Regions from separate parts of the Homo sapiens genome. Here regions 1, 3 and 4 are each linked to region 2. A link is a loop called in an ENCODE intact Hi-C map of the cell type or tissue named here. Cell type or tissue: mammary epithelial cell. All regions are shown on one strand. Region 1 overlaps TENM3 (teneurin transmembrane protein 3). Region 2 holds the start of TENM3 (teneurin transmembrane protein 3). Region 3 overlaps TENM3 (teneurin transmembrane protein 3). Region 4 holds the start of TENM3-AS1 (TENM3 antisense RNA 1).

The links. A loop is a pair of places that touch in the nucleus more often than their neighbours do. Peaks named below come from ENCODE experiments on the same cell type or tissue, not always from the same donor. Only the 100,000 strongest peaks of a DNase experiment are listed, where the experiment ranks them.
Region 1: it touches region 2 in a loop (2.5-fold over the local background); 4 of 110 quality-filtered maps call a loop at or near these places.
Region 3: a loop joins it to region 2, with 6 times the contacts of the local background. A loop is called at or near these places in 3 of 110 quality-filtered maps.
Region 4: a loop joins it to region 2, with 6 times the contacts of the local background. A loop is called at or near these places in 5 of 110 quality-filtered maps.

What each region holds. Positions count from the first base shown.
Region 1 is chr4:182,440,533-182,445,532 of GRCh38, reverse strand. The region is part of intron 3 of TENM3 (teneurin transmembrane protein 3); the gene reads right to left. Among named protein-coding and RNA genes, the nearest start is that of TENM3, 200 kb to the right of the region's middle. In mammary epithelial cell, a CTCF peak has its summit at 2,252; no DNase peak of the experiment used is centred here.
Region 2 is chr4:182,243,318-182,248,317 of GRCh38, reverse strand. It overlaps TENM3 (teneurin transmembrane protein 3), which reads right to left and starts at 4,916. Exons shown (of 28, transcript NM_001080477.4): 1 at 4,842-4,916. In mammary epithelial cell, a CTCF peak has its summit at 2,235 (motif pointing right); DNase peaks (open chromatin) are centred at 1,597 and 2,387; H3K4me3 peaks cover 951 bases; H3K27ac peaks cover 2,784 bases.
Region 3 is chr4:182,304,897-182,309,896 of GRCh38, reverse strand. The region is part of intron 1 of TENM3 (teneurin transmembrane protein 3); the gene reads right to left. Among named protein-coding and RNA genes, the nearest start is that of TENM3, 64 kb to the right of the region's middle. In mammary epithelial cell, a CTCF peak has its summit at 2,560; DNase peaks (open chromatin) are centred at 1,956, 2,636 and 2,976; H3K27ac peaks cover 2,167 bases.
Region 4 is chr4:182,142,648-182,147,647 of GRCh38, reverse strand. It overlaps TENM3-AS1 (TENM3 antisense RNA 1), which reads left to right and starts at 3,133. Exons shown (of 5, transcript NR_125905.1): 1 at 3,133-3,309; 2 at 3,508-3,601; 3 at 3,804-3,945; 4 at 4,103-4,210. It also overlaps a transcript of TENM3 not described here. RefSeq lists an enhancer at 1,888-2,876. In mammary epithelial cell, a CTCF peak has its summit at 4,219; DNase peaks (open chromatin) are centred at 2,127, 3,447, 3,587 and 4,627; H3K4me3 peaks cover 3,267 bases; H3K27ac peaks cover 4,468 bases.

The DNA of each region.
Region 1 (5,000 bases), 200 kb before region 2:
CCTTAGGACAAAAACCTTGAAGAAAAATCGAATTGTAACCGACACTGAGATTATTACCTTTCCCGCTAATTATTAAGTACCAAATCCACATTGTCAGAGGTGCTAATACAAAATCAAAATCAAACACTCATAGCTATACTAAATAGATGATTATGATTAAAGCTAACACTAAGCACTTCATTTTATGACTGGCATTTGATACACACCATTTTTATTTAATTTTCTAATCTCATATGAGAAGAGTAATATCATCCCATTTTATAGATGAAGAACTGGAGCTTAGAGAAGTTAATCATGTGCCCACATAGTTACAGAGTGCTTGGGCCTAAACACAGTTCCAGGTTTGATGGACTCAGGAGCCTGCCGCTTAACCATTTCTCTAAATATTTAGACAGTATTGACTCAATAGTTAAAGCTGGTTATTGGCCAGGCACGGTGGCTCACACCTGTAATCCCAGCACTTTGGGAGGCCGAGGTGGGTGGATCACCTGAGGTCAGGAGTTCGAGACCAGCCTGGCCAACATAGTGAAACCCCATCTCCACTAAAAATACAAAAAATTAGCCGGGTGTGTTGGCATCCCCCTGTAATCCCAGCTACTCGAGAGGCTAGGGCAGGAGAATCACTTGAACATGGGAGGTGGAGGTTGCAGGTTGCAGTGAGCCCAGATCGCGCCATTGCATTCCAGCCTGGGCAGCTGGGCAGGAAGAGCAAAACTCCATCGCAACAAAAAAGAAAGCTGGTTGTTAGGAGTGTAGTTCACCGTTTAAATAAAATTTATCAGGATAAGCCCCACCAAAGATTTGGAAACATAATATTCCATTTAAAAATTGATAACTTGTGGATTTGAGAAGGAGCAAAATAAAAAAAGGGATAGTCCTCGATTTCTCCTGTGTTTTCAAATTACCTCAAGAGGTCAGGAAACAAATAGGCCAATATTAGTATCCTCTGAGAGCTGTAATCTTATAGAGGAAAAAAATGGCTAACAAACATTCCTAAACACCGGAATTAGGGATTGTCGTAGGTCAATATATGTCTGTCCCTCTAGAATCTAGTCTGTTTAGACTGACTCTTAAAAATTATACCTTTATTTGTAAATATATATATATTTTTAAAAGCATATCAAAGAAATTGTTACCAAAATTATAGCACACTGAGATCAATTGGTAATAATAATGGTACATTAGTTAGATCCTGTGAATAAAATTGTAGATTTTGTCTTATGTTTTGCCAACTGTTATTTTGTCAGTAGCACATAACTTTCTAACAGCTATATGGACTCTGATGTAAAACTATAAGCTGACATAAAACTATATTTAAAATCATGGGTCTTTTCTCCAGTAAAGTTCGATTATCATTTACATTGGAACAGAAATAAAGGTTTGAAAACAAAGTCTTGTAATAAAGGCCAATTCATAATTTTTCACAGATGTCTACAGTAAATCTAAAAGGCTAGTGTAATAGCTAGGTGATTCTTTCTTTGATTTACCCTATGGAAAAATCCACCCACAATAGACATATTTATTTCACAATAATAAATGACCCACATCTGAAATCATTTCTAAAGGTGAGTTCTCTTTACTTTTAAAGGTGTTAAATTATTTCACCCCCCAAAAACCAAATGCTTTGTGGAATCTGATACATGATGAAGACTTAGGGCTCTTTCTTTAGATATCCAATCATGTCCACTGCTTGCCAAAAGCACTGGTCCTTAATTTTGTCCTAATTCAGATGACCTTGGGCAGGAGCCTACTGGGTCCTCTACAGCCTGGGCAGGCAGGGAGGAGGAGGAAGCAGGATCTGGGTGTGTGTGATGAGGTCTGGACTCTTTGTAGGGGGCAGTCAAGCAATGTGCTGTATACGAAAGGCTTAGTGAGCTTCAGTCCTGTCCTGGCAACTATCCAAGTAGGAGGGAAGGGGGTGAGGTAGGGACATCATTCCTACCTGGTGGTGAGAGCAGGAGAGAGGCAGGAGGGCAGAGCTTCAAGAGAAATCCAGATGGCCAGCAAGAGTTAGCTGGGGCTGTGGATGCCAGGAACTGAGTACGTAGCAAGAGCTGAGGACCCAACCCAAGTCAAGCCATCAGGTGTCCAACAATGTTAGAAGACAATCTATAGCACAGAGAAGTATATGGAAGCCTAGTTTTATCAGTAACCTCCATGACTAGGGAAGGACAGGAGTGGCCAAGCTAGAGGGAGTGCTGCTTATCCCTGGCACATTGGATTCAGGGGCTGCAGACACACTAATTCCTAGGCCCACCCAGGGATGGCAGTATGTGTCTATGCTTGGCAACTTATTGGGGTTCACCTGACTTTTAGGCTTTGATAATATGAATACATTTTGGGGAGTATTTTGAATGTATTCTTTGGCAGTCCAAGATAAAGAAATGGAAGTGTGATAAATAAAGATGATTGAATTGTTTTTAATTATGGAGCAAATTCTTCAATCTGGACCATCTGTTTCCAACCATCATTCCATTCACCCATTCCCAAAACACTTGTGTTGGTTCTCAGGCCAGACACGGTGGCTCATGCCTGTAATCTAACACTTTGGAAGGCTGAGATGATGGATCATTTGAGCCCAGGAGTTCAAGACCAGCCTGAGCAACATGGCGAAACTACATCTCTACAGAAAAGAACCCATATATATATATATGTGTGTGTGTGTGTGTGTGTGTGTGTGTGTGTATATATGTATGTATGTATATATATGTATATATATGTGTATATACACACACACACACACACATATGTACACACACACACACACACACAAATTAGTCGAGTGTGCTGGCATATGCCTGTAGTCCCAGTTAGTCTGGAGGCTGAGGCAGGAGGATCACTTGAGCCTCGGAGGTGGAGGTTGCAGTGAGCCATGATTGTGCCACTGCACTCCAGCCTGGGTGACAAAGCAAGACTCTATCTCTAAAAAAACAAGCAAACAAACAAAAAGACCAAGCATTTTTGGTTGAATGTCAAAAATCTTTGAAATTAAATGTATTACTATAAGTACTTTGTTTTGATTGTTTAGAAAGGAAGAATTATTCATTGGTGACTAGTGCAGTGGTGTTGTCAGATGGGTAGTTGTCTATAGTGGCAATAGCCGTGCATAGATCAAATCCTTTATGCAGTGGACAGAACATAGAAATCACACAAACTTTTATATTAACCCTTTACAATTTATAATATCAACCATTTCAAAAGAATCCATATGTACTAAGATATTTTTGCAAATAGTTTAACATATCTTTATTGACAAATAAATTTAGATAATAATTATTAATTTCAGGTGTTTTCATGATATAGTCATATAGAATGTGTTTTTCAGGATTTTCTGACTTTGTGAACACGATTTATGAGTATGCACATATATTTATGCATCATTGTGGATAGAGGAAGTACATGCTCCATACCTCTGCATTTTAGCTGACCAATTTCTGCTTGCTCATAACTTGGCTTAGAAGTCAGTTCTTCCATTTAGCCTTGCCTGATTCACCAAGAATAGTTTATGGGCCCCTCTTCTGCATTCCCATTCAGCTCCGTAAATACTCTTTTCCTGCCTTCATCGTACTATATTCTGCTCCCTGTCTACTTGTCTGTAGCTCCTTCCAGACCACGAACATACGAGCATAGGGACGATTTCTTTGCTGATTTCTTAACATTTGGCATAGTGTCTTGCACAAAAGAGACACCAAATAAATGCTGGTTTGGGCCAGGTACAGTGGCTCACGCCTATAATCCCAGCACTTTGGGAGTCAGAGGTGGGCAGATCACAAGGTCAGGAGTTCGAGGCAGGCAGATCATCAGGTCAGGAGTTCAAGACCAGCCTGGCCAACATAGTGAAACCCCATCTCTACTAAAAATACAAAAATTAGCTGGGCGTGGTGGCACGTGCCTGTAGTCCCAGCTACTAGGGAGGCTGAGGCAGGAGGATCACTTGAACCTGGGAGGCAGAGGTTGTGGTGAGCGGAGATTGCACCACTGCACTCCAGCCTGGGCAACAGAGCGAGACTCCATCTCAAAAAATAATAATAAATAAAATAAATGCTGGTTTGGGAATGAGTGGATGGATGGATGAATGGATGGGTCAATGGAAATGAAGAATCCAGATTTTAAAAAATTGCTTGCTGATTAAAATGATTCTTTCCTATGTATACATCACACTATTCTGTAATTATTGTTTTCTTTTTCTCTTTCTGTCTGTCTGTCTGTGTCTCTCTCACATACTCCTAAGCTAACATAAACCTCACGAGGGCAGAGGCTGTGACCTAATGTCACCTAGCACCATTGATAGTTCAAGGTCATTATTTTAGAAAAATCTATACATACATTTTTTGTTTATAAAAATTACAGGATTATAAAACCGAACATAAACTTAATACATGATCTAATTTTGTGATACCCTCCCAGATCGCTCTCAGATATAATCCAGTCTAAATTACACCACACACAGATGAATTTATTTGGTTAAAAAAAAGCCCTTCCGTGCCATAGCCATTCCAAGTAATACATTACAATGTTTTACATTGTTTACTGAGGGCAATTCTATTTTAAGAGTCTCTAACTTAAGCAGAAAAGGTAACTATCGGGAACTGGGCTTAATACCTGGGTGATGGGATAATATCTACAACAAACCCCGTGACACGTGTTTACTTATGTAACAAACCTTCACATGTATCCCCAAACCTGAAATAAAAGTCGAAAAAAAAAAAAACCTCTAGAGCTACAATTTATGCTCAATGCCTTCCGCACGGTCTTCCGCAGAAGTGAGGAGCAGCTGGTCACCATTTTCTCAATAAGGACCTTTCATATACTTAATGATAATTATTCTCAAATCTTCCCTTAAAATCCACATCGTCATGTTAAACTCATTATTACTACCATTTCCTCATGGGTCTGTTTTTCATCTCTTTCATCTTCTTAAAGGCTCTTCTCTGAACTTCCTCTGTAGGACTGGGGGTGGAGGTAGCTGAGAACCATCACCTTTGAGTCATCAGGCTGTA
Region 2 (5,000 bases):
CTAAGACTATTGATATACTTTTTTAGTGACACTTTATTTTTATTTAAAATTTTTTTTATTATACTGTAAGTTCTGGGATGTATGTGCAGAACGTGCAGGTTTGTTACACAGGTATGCGTGTGCCGTGGTGGTTTGCTGCACCCAGGCACTTTATATTTTAAAAGCAAATTTTAACTGAAATATAGTGAATAAAATAATGAAATGTATTTCATATATGCTTGCTTAAAAGCCTAAAGGCAATTATAAGTGATGTATTTCAGATCAACTTTCAAAACTGCATATTTGAAGTCCAAATTATCTGAAAATCCCCCATTAAATAAAGTTAAATAATATTTTCTATGTCACTGACAAACAGCAATGGCACTATTGTACTTCATGGCTTAGGAAACACAGAAGAGTTTGCGTGGGGAGCTTTGCAGGGAAAGGGTGAGGGTGCATTTGCTAGAGTTTGGGAAGTTATTTTTAAGACTTCTCACCAATGTTCACAGTTCTTTATTTTTCCCAATAAAATTTTGTTAAGTATTGAAAATAATTCTGCTTTTACTCATATCACAGAATTATAAAATCCTAGAATTAGGTATAATCTGAGAGGTTGCCTGAGCCATCCTTGGTCCAGTTGCTACTGCGATTTACTTATTTGTCATTTCAGTAAACACTGACTGAGCATCCACCCGCAGGTACTTGCCAGAGATATAACATGGACAGAAAACAAAGTCACTGGCCTGAAAAATCTTAAAATCTAGTAAATTAAAGCTGTCCTTGCCTAACAACACTTTGTGACTAGAAACTAACAGCGCAGCTTTGTGAAGCTGCTCGTTCCATTTTTGGATGGATGAGGTCAAGGGTTAAAGTGCTTCCTTCTAAGGCGGGTGAGTTCTGCCTTAGCCATGGCCCCTTTCAATGGTCTGAGGGCCACTCTATGGAACCATCATCTGTGTAATGCTTCCAGTAGATCACATCTCAAATAATCAGACATTTATCATGGCTCTCTCTCCAGTCTTCTCTTCGTAAGACAACCAACCCCCAGTTCCGACTGCGCTCTTCATAGGGTTTTTCTTCCAAACTCCTCACCATTCTGGTATCCACCTCTATATGTCAATTTCTTGCTGCAGCACCTCAGGACTGATCAGCACACAGAGAAACACATTGCCTTCCCTTTCCAAAATCACATCTAACTCGTTTCTCTTTGCTCATTAGATTCTAGCTCGACTCATATTTTTCTGTCCTTCAAAAACACCATTTCTGGTGTTCTTCGCATCTTTACATTTGCCCATCTCTGCGTCCTCCCACAGCTGCCCACACGGCTGGTTCCGTCTCATCCTGAGAGCTTCGATGTGGGCATCGCCTCCGCAGAGAGGCATCCCTCGTGATCCACCTCAATCAACTTCCCCTCCACTCCCAGTCACTACCTCATCTCTCGTTTTAGTCTCAGTTTAACAGCGATGATTATCGGAACTTATCTTCTTTGTTTAGTTATTTACTGGCGGCTTCCTCCCTAGAAAGTGAGTTCATCCCTGCACTGCTGTCGTCTGCAATAATGCAAGGCAAAGCGAAGGACGAGAGGGAGGGAACGCCCCCGCCCTGGAACCTACATGGCATGATTCATATCTCTCTATTTCTTATGAATACAGTCAAGACGGCACAAGCTTTTCTGGCAGACATAGCCCATTTGTTTAAGGTCAATAAAACCGTGTCTTTGTCACATACGGACGAGACACATTCTTACGTGATGGGATCGTGCTGCAGAATTTTAGAAGGAGGGCTGGTTTGCTGGATTCAAACTACTACTCCGGCTCTATTTTTAGTCTCTTATCCAACACCACCTCCTTCCTGTCAACAATGGCTTTGATACCCACACCATCTATATCCTAGAAAAGGAAGACATTTCTACCTCCTGTGCTCTTTCAGAGCGGGGCCTGCTTCGTGTCCACTGCTTATCTAAAATGTTATTCCTGAGGGGCGGGGGTGGGGGCTCATAGCGAATCTCATTCATAAGCGCTGCTTTGTTTTTCTCTCTGTGTTGCTTCCATGACTTCTTTTTAAAAAATTCTTTCTTCCCCTATGCCTTGGGGCTGCTGGCAGTGGTGGTAAATCCTGCTGATGACCCGGGGTTAGATAATTAGTGGTACCTAGATTGCATTCATTTTATCAATGAGACAACTTCTAGGAGTTTCATTTCAGGCCACTTAGGAAAACACATAGCCAGAAGGTGCCACCCTCTGCCATAGCGGTTGCTGCCTCTGTTTGTTCAACATAAGAGACAAGTGAGCTCTTACGCTATTTCCCGTGACTTGCAGAGCCAGGGAGTGCTACCAGAAAAGGAGTCACTGTTAACCACAGAGTGAGGATCCAGCAGGAGCGCCCGCCAATAAAATGTTACATCGGTATCAAATATAAATCAGAAACAGCTTTCCCTAAATTCCTATATTTATTAACTAACACAAATCTGTAAAATCACTGAAGGCAGTTATTGTTCTACTGGTTTTATTGCTCATCAACGGAAAAGTTAAGAAACCAGCTCAGAGTCCTAAAGCAAGTTGCAGCATTGACACAACAGTAGCCTCTTAATCCCTTTCTCTCTCCTGTGGCTGGCCCTGGAAGAGAGGAAGTTTTCAGTCCTATGGCCGTGTCACATGTCAATATCCTGGGATAACTGGTTCCAAAAGATTCTGGCAGGGACTACGGTCATCACATTAATCTAAAGAATGGAAGTAACATGTGGACTGCCTCAGTTCAAACAGACCACAGTTGCTAAACAGAGACCCAAACTGGGCCACGACGCTGCCTTCATTTAGGAGACGAGACAGAATTTAAAGGAAAGCACTGATTGCTGGAAAAGCAACAGAGAATTAAAACAAAATTTGCAATCTCAATTGGAATTTCTGATTTACTCTTGGGGCCACCTGAGAAGCAATGTGTGACACAAATCAACAACAACAGCAAAGAAATGAAGATCAGATAGATTCCTTTCTACTTGCTCTTTCACTTTTCTAAATGATGCCGGAGGATGCTACATCACATGAGACAGAGCAAAGTTGCTGGAGCCACTCTCTCAAGAGGACTCTGGGGCTGGAAACAATTGTGTCTTGTTCCCTGACACAGTCTTGGGAAACAAAGCCCATGGATTAAGTAAACTCACCCAATGATCCCATCCTGGGCAAAAAGAGAATGATTCCAGCATGCAGACCCTCAGTATTCCCATAGCAAGTGACCTCTGCCCATTAAACAAACAATAGCACAGCCTAACACTCGATTGTTTTGAATGTTTCTGAAGCCTTTGCTTCATTCCCAAAACACTAGAAAGTATCACTGCAGAGGATTAAAAGCATTCATTGATTATGGAATGTAGACATTACAATAAAAAGAGACTCTAGAAATTTAATTTTGTGAAGAAATGCAAGATTCTCATTAATTTAATTAGAACATAAATAACATCAAGCATAGCTAATAAAGTTCAACATGATTTGATTTGCATGAGGCTCTATTAATGTAAGAAGTAAAGTGATATTTGCAAACTCTCAGAAAGCTGGACAGTTGGAATGGTTTCCTAAACAGCTATCTATTAGGCTACACAAAACTTGGTTTTTCTTTCCATATGTTACACATCATGAGAATTACACAAATCTATGACAGGGACAAAAGTGTTCCTGGACCACTGGAGGGAAGAGCCTGGGAACTGAGGATTCCAGGAGACCCGTCTTCCTCTTCATATTCTCCTCTTGTCCATCAGTTTAGGAGCCAGGCTAAAGCTGAGGCATCTTAAAATTTCGGAATGGGAAGGAAAAATAACATTAGCTACCCTGGAGGCTGTGGAAATAAATGCATCTGAATGCAAAGGACAGTGACTTGCAGGCTGCCTGAGATCCAATAAAAGCCTCATCAGAAGTAGCTGTCAATCACTCTAACATGTATGGCTGGTTCCAATAATTCTACCAGTCAAGATAATAAAATTTCAGAACACTAAATCAGCTCACAGCAAACCAGTTAAAAATATTTTGTGATCGCCGTGACCACCATGGTGGTCTAATACCCTGGGTTATATGTTTTAATAGAAAACACAAATGAGGCCGGGCGCGGTGGCTCACGCCTGTAATCCCAGCACTTTGGGAGGCCGAGGCGGGCGGATCACGAGGTCAGGAGATCGAGACCATCCCGGCTAAAATGGTGAAACCCCGTCTCTACTAAAAATACAAAAAATTAGCCGGGCGTGGTGGCGGGCGCCTGTAGTCCCAGCTACTCGGGAGGCTGAGGCAGGAGAATGGCGTGAACCCGGGAGGCGGAGCTTGCAGTGAGCCGAGGTCACGCCACTGCACTCCAGCCTGGGCGACAGAGCGAGATTCCGTCTCAAAAAAAAAAAAAAAAAAAAAAAAAGAAAACACAAATGATTCCATTCTTGGAAGAGTCTATCAGTTAGCACTTTGAGAAGACAGTCAGCCCTGAGTGCCCTGCCTCTCTTTCATTTCCTTTCCTAAGTACTGGAACCTCAGTCACAAAAGAAAACCAATATTTAAGTCAACAGACATACATTTAAAATTATTTCGCTGATGTGACTATGAATTTTACTTATAAAACAAGGACGTGCTGAATAGTTCACAGTATTTTTGGTGTGTTCATTTCAAGCATCTTGAACTGCTCTTTTCCTCAGCTTCCGTGTCCCAACACTGCCCAGATTTGCCCTCTCCATCTTCAACTACTTTTTTCCAGTCTCCTTTTTAGACTTGTCTGCCCTCCCCAGTTTCCAATACCTCGATACTCTCTTCTCATCTTCTCCTCCTTTTCTTCTAGGCTGTCTCATCCGTGCCCTCAATTCCCACCTCTCTACAGATGACTCAGCAACTTACCTTTAGTTTATCCTTAGTTCAGACTTCTCCTCCAAGCTCCAGACCCATCTAAAAGCCTTCATGGCCAGGTGCGATGGCTCATGCCTGTAATCACAGCACTTTGAGAGGCCGAGGTGGGCGGATCACTTGAGGTCAGGAAATCATGACCAGCCTGGCCAA
Region 3 (5,000 bases), 62 kb before region 2:
CATAATGAGTACTTGATAAAGGGCAGCTACTATAATGACATCAAGTACATTGCCCGGTGTCCGAGAATCATGTCCGCTGTCATTAGGCTTAAATCTCAGTAATCTGGGGGAGCTGGTTTGCGAAAAATACACCAAAGCCCAGTCTATACGGTTGAGAGCAAGAGATTATACCTCTGTTACGAAATTGCTATTTTGCTAAAATGTGTGAATAGAATTTGAGTTTTGAATTTTTATGAGCTTATTCAGAGGGACTATGTCATCAAATAAGAAAAAAATTGTTCCCACACCAATAATTTCAAAATGATTTCATGTCTAATGTTATCCAAATATTTTTGTCTTGGTAGTAGAAAGCAGTAGGCAGACGCTGGCAGGACTTTCAAGAGGAGGAATGAAACTGATGAAGAGTCTCCAGACTGAAGAATGCTGGTAGGCTTATTTTAGTAACTAGGTGAAGACCTGGTAACTACCCCCAAGTATTTGGAGAATAAGGGATAACTGCAGTTATTCATGCCTCTGTTACCCACAGGCAAAATTACTATAATAAACATATACACTGTCTACTGCCCACCAGACAGCTCTCATCTTAGTCTGAAAAGCAGCAAACCAGCCACACGGCACCTTCCTCACGGATCCCTGGAAAGTGGGAAATTCGCACTCAGCGATGCGAATGCAGGTGTCTCCGTCAACATGGCATCTGTCAGTGGACAGACGAATTCCCAAACCCCACTTCCTCCTTGAAGGAGGTAAGCTCTAGGGGATAGATAAGTTCCAGAGTAGATTCAGGATCCCAAAAACCCTTTGGGTTCAGTCTGAGTGTCTGATTCGTCCCAAGAACTGAGGAAAGTCTCTGAGCTTGCTGTGGAGACAGTAGGGGCTAGGTCGGTTCTGGACTCAGTATCAATGTGTAGGGGAAACAGCCAGCCTGGCTAGCGGTCTGTGTGCTTACTCGGAGGATTCCATTCTCTAGAATATTTTTCTTCGTGGGTGTTTATTGTTTGTTTTTAAACACATTGTAATGCAACAGTATTGGGGAATATAAATATGCTTGACTAGGTATAGGCTCACACAGAAATATACTGTTTGGACTTCTCAAGTTTAGTTACACACCTTAAAATGCATAGGCACAATACACTCAAATATTATGACTTTGTATAAATACTGCCAAATAGTCAAGTAAAAATAGGAAACACGTATCCTATACCTTTGTGGTTCTGGATTTCCTAGATGATTTATATCATAAAGACAAATACATGCATAGGTTGGGCACAGCGGCTCACACCTGTAATCACAGCACATTAGGAGGCTGAGGCAGGAGGATCACTTGAGGCCAGGAGTTCAAGACCAGCGTGGGCAATATAGTGAGATCCCATCTCTACAAAACAAGTTTTTTTGTTTTGTTTTGTTTTTTAATTAGCCAGTCACGGTGGCACATACCACCTGTAGGCCTAGCTACTCAGAAGGCTGGGGTGGAAGGATCACTTGAGCCCAGGAGTTCAAGGCTGCAGTGAGCTATGACTGCACCACTGCACTCCAGCCTGGGTGACAGAGTGAGACCCTGTCTCATAAAAAAAAAAACCAAATATGTGCATAATCTATAATTTTAAAAAGTTTTCATGGGTCAGGTAGACAACGCCCAACCCAGGCATCGGGTCATCTGCTGAGGGGGTTGGGGGGCTCAATCCAGCCTGTGCTTTGCGGTTGCCCAGTTCAGCACCCCTAGGAGGGGGCTGTGTCTGCTCAAAGGAGGCACCTCCCAATAATGGACACAAAGGCTCTTGAGTAAGTGGCCCAATTAAATTTGTTTCAATGCTGTTACTAGTGGTAGTTATAAACCACGGCAGAGGATTAAAATGGACCTAGTCAGTAGATAAAAATGTTGCGTTCTCAGATGTCTGCTAAAGTAGGATTCTTCCAAAGCTCTTCCTGACCACAAAAGGGGAGTGCAGGCAAGAATGTTCCAGCAGGCACAGAGAGCAAGGCAGTTTCCTTGGTTTCCCATTGACTGCCTGCCAAGTGGAGAAGCTGGACTTTTGCCACTGTATTTCATACCTTGGTGATGTATTCTAGACAACTGTTAAAAACCACACTTTCAAGGTAAGCTAGTAAATTGTGGCTATTCAATAAATATTAAACCACAACAACAATTTGGAGTAAGTCAATTTGGTCTACGTTTCCTCAAAGGGAGGCATTGCTAAAATGCAGTCGTCACTGTTGAGAAAATATGATCTAATTTTGCCCACCACGGCTCTGCTTTAAAGTAATTCAATTTGCTGTTCAGCTCATTACAAAATAGTTATGATATCAATTAATAGTTACAGCTATAATCCCTATGTCAGGAGGATTTTAAATTTAATTTGGATGGAGCATTAAGGAAAGGACTCTAAATTCATGAAAATACCTTCCTCAGGTGAGTGCTACTCTACATTTCCATCTCTTTCCCAACTGGGTGTTGGCATTTTGTCCTAGTCCAGAGGCAACCCTTCTGCAACCAGGAGGTGTAGAAGGGTTCTTTGTGCTCATATAATTTTTGGTCTCTCTACTTTCTAACTACCAGTAGGGGGCCAATTAGCACAGATTACGATGATTATTTTGCACAATGGACACCTGTCACCCATGAACCGGACTGAGACCACAAAACCAATTTCCTGTGGGTCACCAAGTAGTAATGATTGCTAGTTTTCATCAGTCCAGGCTGCATTCCTCTTCATCTGCCCCACTTTCCTCCCCCTTCACAATTACCATTATCCTGTATGTACAAGTGTGTAATGGTGATACCACTTTGGAAAGAAGAAATTGTGAATACGTATCATATCAAGATTTCCATATTATTTTTGGAAAATAGCCACATTTCATTGGATTATTTCTACAGTATGTGGTAGTAAACGTGTAATGTGGAATATATTTTAATTGCTGTGATGTAAATGAGACTTTGGGGTCATGTTACAGAGTGTTAACTGAAAGATCCAGCTATGACTTTAGCATGCCTGCAGGCCTTTTAAATTGTTATGGGAAATTGCAGCATTCAATTGAGTAGTTTCAACACTGAGCTCCCCTAAGGCTTATTACAGTTTGGCAACATGATGCCAATTTCAACTAATGTACATAATGCCTTTCTCCTCTCATACTTTATCTACAGAACCTTTCTAGTATGTACAACTTGAAAATCATGAAACCCTAGGCAGATGAAGAGCATATTCTTGACACAATCTACCATTATGTTATTGGCAAGAGTCCTCAGATACTACAGGTTTCTGCTCAGATGGGGTTCAGAGCACCAGGAGTATCACAATATTTATCCAGTAATAATAAAAAGCAATAAATGGGAAAAGTTCAAATTATTATAATGAAATTTCCTATTAAAACATTTTGTTATAAACTCTCCTTAAGAAATGCATCCAGGTAACTCAAAGATTCAAGTAGGAAACACCTATCTACTTATGATAATAACATACATATAAAATGTATTATAACTTATAAACATTTTCACGTATGCTTTCAAAGTAACTTGGCTGTACAAACCTGATTCAGAAAACATCTTTCAGGCTGGACATGGTGGCTCAGGCCTGTAATCCTAGCACTTTGGGAGGCTGAGGCAGGAGGGTCACCTGAGCCTAGGAGGTCAAGGTTGCAGGCTATGAGGGTGCCACTGTACTCCAGCCTGGGTGACAGAGGAAGACTGTCTCAAAAAAAAAGAAAAAAAAAGAAAGAAAGAAACTATCTTTCAAATGTAAGTATGGTTCACTATCATATCACGGGACAGAGGAGGGGGCCCTCTTTCTTCTCCTTGGGTGCATGAAGTACAGGTTTGTGTAACTTCCTGGTGCTGAAGGGGAAAAGATCAGCCAGACCCACCACCTGACCAGACAGGGCCAGGCACCTCCAGCTCCTCCCATATGGACGGTGCTTCTGCCTTGCACACTTCCCAGATGGCTAGGGTCACCCTCCCTTTGGCCAGATCTGCAGGATTCAGGGTGTTAATAACAATGGTGTACGAAATTCTTTCCCTTCCACCATTACTAAAGAACGTAAGAACATCCAGGATAGCAACGACTTCCTCCCAAGCCCTACATGAAATGGGCTTCTGTGAAGTAAGCACCACGCATCAAACTGGCATTGGGTATTGCTGCAAAGTCACATACACAGGACACAGTCTGATCATTGAATACTCTGCAGGGGGTTACCCTTCCATCCAAGGCCAAGGCAGGAAGGCCGCAAAGAGCCGCTGTGCAGAAGTAGAGGCGTGTAACCGGGAAAGAGAACTGGGACACACATCGGAAGGACCTAGTTTAAGAACTGTAGTGAAAGAGGATAAATTATGGCTAAAATATCAGTAAAGTGAATACCATCAAAATGCAGATTCTGAATAATAACTCTCTTCCATGATCTGGGGATGGATCACCACAATAACATTTTTAGTCTGACTACACCTAGTTTTCTTGTTCAACAAATCCTCCAGCACAGTATTCACGGCCTACTTCGAAATAAACATTTTGGTGGCATGTTGGAAGGAATAAAAGACTCAAAACAACATTGAAAAGCCACATCCAATTATAATGCAATTAGTTTTACAGTAAATCAGCACCTTACAGTATTGATAAAGAAACAAAAGCTGTCTTACTTGCTGGCCTTCAGAACTTGTTATTTGTTAACAATCTGTTCCTTTTGTTTTTGTGGTTTTTTTTTTAGATCTGTTTACTGCCTTGACCATGTCCTCTTCTATACTTCCAGAGCAAAAACCTCACAGATTTCAGTAAATATGTCAGAATTGCTGTAGTGGACCTGAGTCTAACCCTCAGTGGTAGCCAAAGATACCACGTTCACAAGCAGCAAAGCTCAGCTTTCTGGAAATTAGACCTTACCATCCACCTGTGTCTCCTGCTACAGGAATAAAAAGAGAGAAGAAAAGAGGAGAGGGGAGGACAGAGGAGGAGAAGAAGAAAAAGAAAAAAGAGAAAGAAAGAAAAACCCCTCGACAGACTGAATCACTGTCGTAGCACCTG
Region 4 (5,000 bases), 100 kb after region 2:
GACTATCAAACGAAACACAGGGTAGATGAGCAATGTGTAATTCAACATGCTTAACAGGTTGCACAGCTTCCAGAAAAGGGCAGACAATTCATCACAGCTGCTGAACACACTGATTCAAATAAATATAAAACTTGGATGATATTCAACCACCATCCAGAAATCAAATTTTTACAGGGTAAAATAAAGTTTAATAAAAAGGAGGCACATGCATTTATTTAAATAACCAATATTAATAAACTAATAAACTTGGCTTTGTTGGGCTTTCATATCAGACAATGACCATGCTCTGAACTTATTCCCTAGTATCCCTATAGGTAGGATAAACTTCAGCATCTCCAAACATACATTAACAGCTATTGCAAAGACATCATTTTTTGTACACCGAGCCTAACGGTGATTCAGTATTTCTGACAGGTCACTCTACTCACAACGATAGCCACGCGCTTCTTCCTGCTATCTTCTTTGCTTGACTCTTTACAAACAGAATAATTACTCTTGGCTCCCAGAAGCAAAGCTAAGAAAGAGTAGCTTGAACTTACTAACTGGATCATTATTGTTTAGCTAGGTTTCCTTTCTGAATAAGTTTAAAAGTTTTCACTCTCTTTAGGAGCTTTTTTCTATTCAAAGATAAGCATCCTTATCTTTCTTTGTCTTCACCCTAATAAGGCAGGTTCCCTTTTCTAACCAAAAGACTGATGACACGCCTACAGAATCATAGTAAGAAAAGCCTCAATAATTTACCTAAAACATCTTTCTAGAAAATAAACACAGCCATGCAAAATAATCCCGTTTGGAGGAATAACTAGTCACAATTCCATAAATCTATCTGCTTTATTCCCAATAATCAAGTAATCCTCATTAGGGTGCATAGGTTGCTAACATAAAGCTATTGGCACAGGGGGTTCACAGAGTTTTCCAAATATATAAACGTTAGCATGGTGATTAGTACAACTACATTTTTTATAAAAACTGTGCAGTGCATGTAAAATGTGTGTTTGATTTGAACTACTTTTTCTAACTATTCTTTTCTAAGTTATTTAACATAAGATATATTTGTTTACTATTAGAAAAAAATCTTTGATTAAGAGGAATAATAAAATTCGTGTAAGAAAAAAAGAACAAGATTGTTAAGGGAAATGCAACAGGAAGAGATACAGACAATCCTGAAATACACAATAGAATAACTAAACTCATTATAAACTCCTATCTTTGAAGAATTTAGGAATAATTTGTGAATGCCATGACATTTTAAAGTGGGATTAGCAAGTCTTATTACTGAACTAACCTCTCACTCTTAGATCAAGAATTAAATATTTACTCTGCATTTAGAATTACAAATCCAAACTTTCAGGGCTCATACAAGAATTTTATATATTAAGATATACATGCTCGAAGTTTTAGATAATTAAAAGTGTATTAAGGAATGCACAAAGCAAGATTGTTGAATTTATAAAATCTTGTTTTAATTGAAATATTAAAATAGATAATTATTATTACACAGTTGCTCTTAATTCTAAAGTCAGTCTGTTCTCAATATATTAATACATAAAGACTACAAATACTTCTCCAAGTAGGCAGTGGGGAAAAAGGGATATGCGTCATTATTTTAAAGAAATTCACTAAGGGATCAAATCACCAAGTTCTGTTCAGTTACAATACCATCTTTTGGGATACTCTTCCAAGCTTTCCAGAGATGCCATATCCACCTTTTTTCTTTTGACAAGAGAAGGGAAAGGTAATGCCTCAACATATGTCTATTTCTAGTGAAAAGACCACCCAGTGGATTCTGCCAGAGTCTACCAATGTTTGACAAAATACATTGTCAGAAGATAAGAAATAGAGCATGATGAAGAGACAGTCCTGTTCTCGGGCATCCCAGCCGTCTGGGGCCCTGTAAAAAGTCTAGGACAGCTCTCAGCCTTTCATTTCCATTGCACCTCCTCACACGTACCTGGAAACTTTTCTCTACCTCCAAATTACAGTGACTTGGGGAAACACACGTGTGTGATGTATTACACGGTACAAGTACTTGTTACCCTCTCTCTACAATAAAAATTAACAAGTTACCACTCCAGCTACCTTAAAGGTGAGGCAGTAAGAATGGAATCCAAGCTGCATAGTAAGATGCTCAGCAAAGATCAATCAGACACAACCCGCCTCAACCTAAAATACGTGAAGCTCTTTGTAATCGGTTGTAAAACACGAGAGGGACTTAGAATCTCAGTTGCAGGCTCATAAATTCGTAATTTTTGAAACGCCCAGCTCAGGATATTTTGTGTGTGTTTCCAACCCCATCCAGAGTTTCCCGATCAAGTTTCAGCCGTGATCCACCACTCCCCACGCTACCCCTCGCCCCGCACTCTCCCTCCTTCACTCCTTTTCAACTTGGCTCCCTGATCGCTGCAGAAGCCTTCTGTCCCCTGCCTGCCCCGGAAAGCGGTGACATCCCGGGGCTTTCCGCTCGCTGGAAGCCCCCCAGGATCCTGTTAAGACGCCCCCGCAGAAGACGCGGGGCCTCGCCACACATCGGGGGCCGAAGAGGACCTGGCGGGCTCCCCTCCCCGCCCCCACTGGGCGCCCAGCCTCCGGACTGCCTTCCTCAGGGACCCCGGGGCTCCCCAGTACGGGGGCGCGGCGCCTGGCTCCCCGGGCGAGAGGCGCCGGCGAAGTTCCCACCTGAGCCGGCGGCCGGAGGTGGCTGGCGCGAGGGCGGGGCGGGGACGGGGAGGCCGGACCGTGGAGAGAATCCGCGCGCTGAGAAGATGTCCCCGCGTCCGCCGCCTCCCGGGGCCACGCGCCGTCCCAGCTCGCGCCCGCCAGCTCCCGGCGCCGCGGCCCGGCACTAGGACCCCATAAAGGAAGGAGGGCGCGCCGGCGGCGGCGCCGCACTTACCGCGCTCGGCTCGCCCGCGCCGCCGGCTCGCTCCCCGGCAGCAGCCGCCGCGTCCGCCCGAGCCGCGCGCACACCGCGCCGGGCCAAATTCAAAGGAGCCGGGCGCGGGGGAGGGGGGCCCCGCCGAGGGAGCGGGGAGCGGGCGCCGGCGGGGCGGGGGCGGGGAGGGGGCGCGAGTGTTACAACTTCCTTCCCTGCCCGCCCCCGGCCGCGCGGCCCGGGGACGCGGGAGGGGAGGGCGCCCGCGCGCCAATGAGTTCACTTTCTTTCTCTCCCCCGCGCTCCCCCTCTCCCCGCCCGCCGGCCCCTCCAGCCTCCTCCAAGGCGGCGGACCAGGCCGGGCCGGAGTTTTCGGGGTTCAGCCCGCGAGCGGGAGGACCGGGGAGGCGAGGGAGGAGGAAGGCGAGAAGGGCCAGGTGAGGAGGCCCGCGGGACGCCCGGCCAGGGAGCGGCATCCAGGACCGTAATTGTGCGGCGGGGGACGCGCCGGGCCGAGTGTGCCCGAGCCCGGGCGCGTACACGTGTCCGTGTGTGTGTGTGTGTGTGTGTGTGCGGGAGTGTGCGAGGGAGAGGAGGAGAGGAGAGGAGCCTACCATGCGCTTCCCCCGGTGCAGATCGCGGGAGAGCCCAATCACGGGGCGAGCTGGACCTGGCTGTGATCATTTATAATCCTTGACTCCTCCGCTCCGCCACTTGTCAAGATGACAGGTACTTTATTTCTTCTTCTTCTTTATTCAAAAAAAGAGATTCCCCGTTTACTGCCTTTTTCTGTCAAATGGGATTTGCCGGACTGAACCACGTTCGCCGCCCCTCCCTCCTTCCCTCCTCCCGGCCGCGTCGGGTTCGGGAAAGCACCGAGGCTCCCATGCTGTGACCAATCAGTGCCTTTACTACTCTCGCCGTGATTTAGGGGTCATCCGTGAATAACACTTCACGCTGATGAATGGCTCTTGCCGGCTTTCGGCTCTGATGAGGGGTCTGCCCGCCGCCGATTGAAAACACTAATGAACTTACTGCGCCATTTGAAATTCACACGCACCAACAAAATGGGGGTACGTGCGTGGGGGTCTGTCCTTTTCTGCTGCGGGTGGCGGGGAGGCGGCCCTGGGGGAGGGGGCGGGTAATTGCTTTGGACTTAAGTGGAAACACTTCTCTGTGTAATCAAACCTCTAACCTTCTTAGAAAACTACTTTTCTTGATCTTCCGTAGGGTGGGCATTTCAGGTCAGCTGAGTCACCCGAGGAGGTGGCAGTGCAAGACACTGCCGGGAAGACGGATTCCGAGGCAGAAGGGTGTAATTAAGGATTTCCACCCCCGGTAGGCGGCCCGTCCTTTGCAGAGCCTCTGAAAATGACCCGCGCCTTCCTTTCCACAGTGTTCTTTCGTCCGAGACCGAAAAGCGCAAATGACCTTTGGACAGGGAAGGGAGGCAGTAAACACTCAGACTTCCTTACCAGCCCCTGGTGGGCACTGCAGCAGAACAATTGTCTGCCCCCCAGGTTCAAGCACCTAGGCCTCCGCCCCGCATCACCTGGCCAGGGGCGGACCCGGGAGTCCTCCGAAGGCTCCACTCCCCACTTTTACTACTCTTCTTTCCTCTCCATTCTCCCCTCAGATTAGCGGCCGGACACTGTCCCTGCCTCGATTTTGTTTGCTGTGGGAGGGAAAAAAAAAGTTTGCTGCTCCTCCCAAGACACTGGCCACTTTCTACTCACTGAAGTTCCCACCGCAGCGCTGGCTCCCGGCTCCCTAGCTCCCGCCCCCTGTCTGCAGGAAAGCCCTCCCCCGGAGCTTCCGAAACTGCTGGAGGTTCCAGAGTTTTGTAGCTCCGAATGGGCGACCTGAGCCGAACCGCTCTCTGGCTGGGTGGTCGGCGGGATCCTTCAGGCTCCTTTCGGGTCCGGGACGGGGCGGCGGCAGAGGTGGGGCGTGCGTGCTTGGGGCTGCCGAGTGAGTGCGGCTCCCTGGTGCGCGCCCGAGCATCTCCCCGCCCTCTCCTGGGACCAGCAGTCTGCCCGTGGAGGGCTAGGAGCCCGCGACCAGGCCTGCCCCGGCCGTCGCCAACCTGTCCTTGGAAGCGTGGCGGAGACTGGTGCGCTCTCAGCCT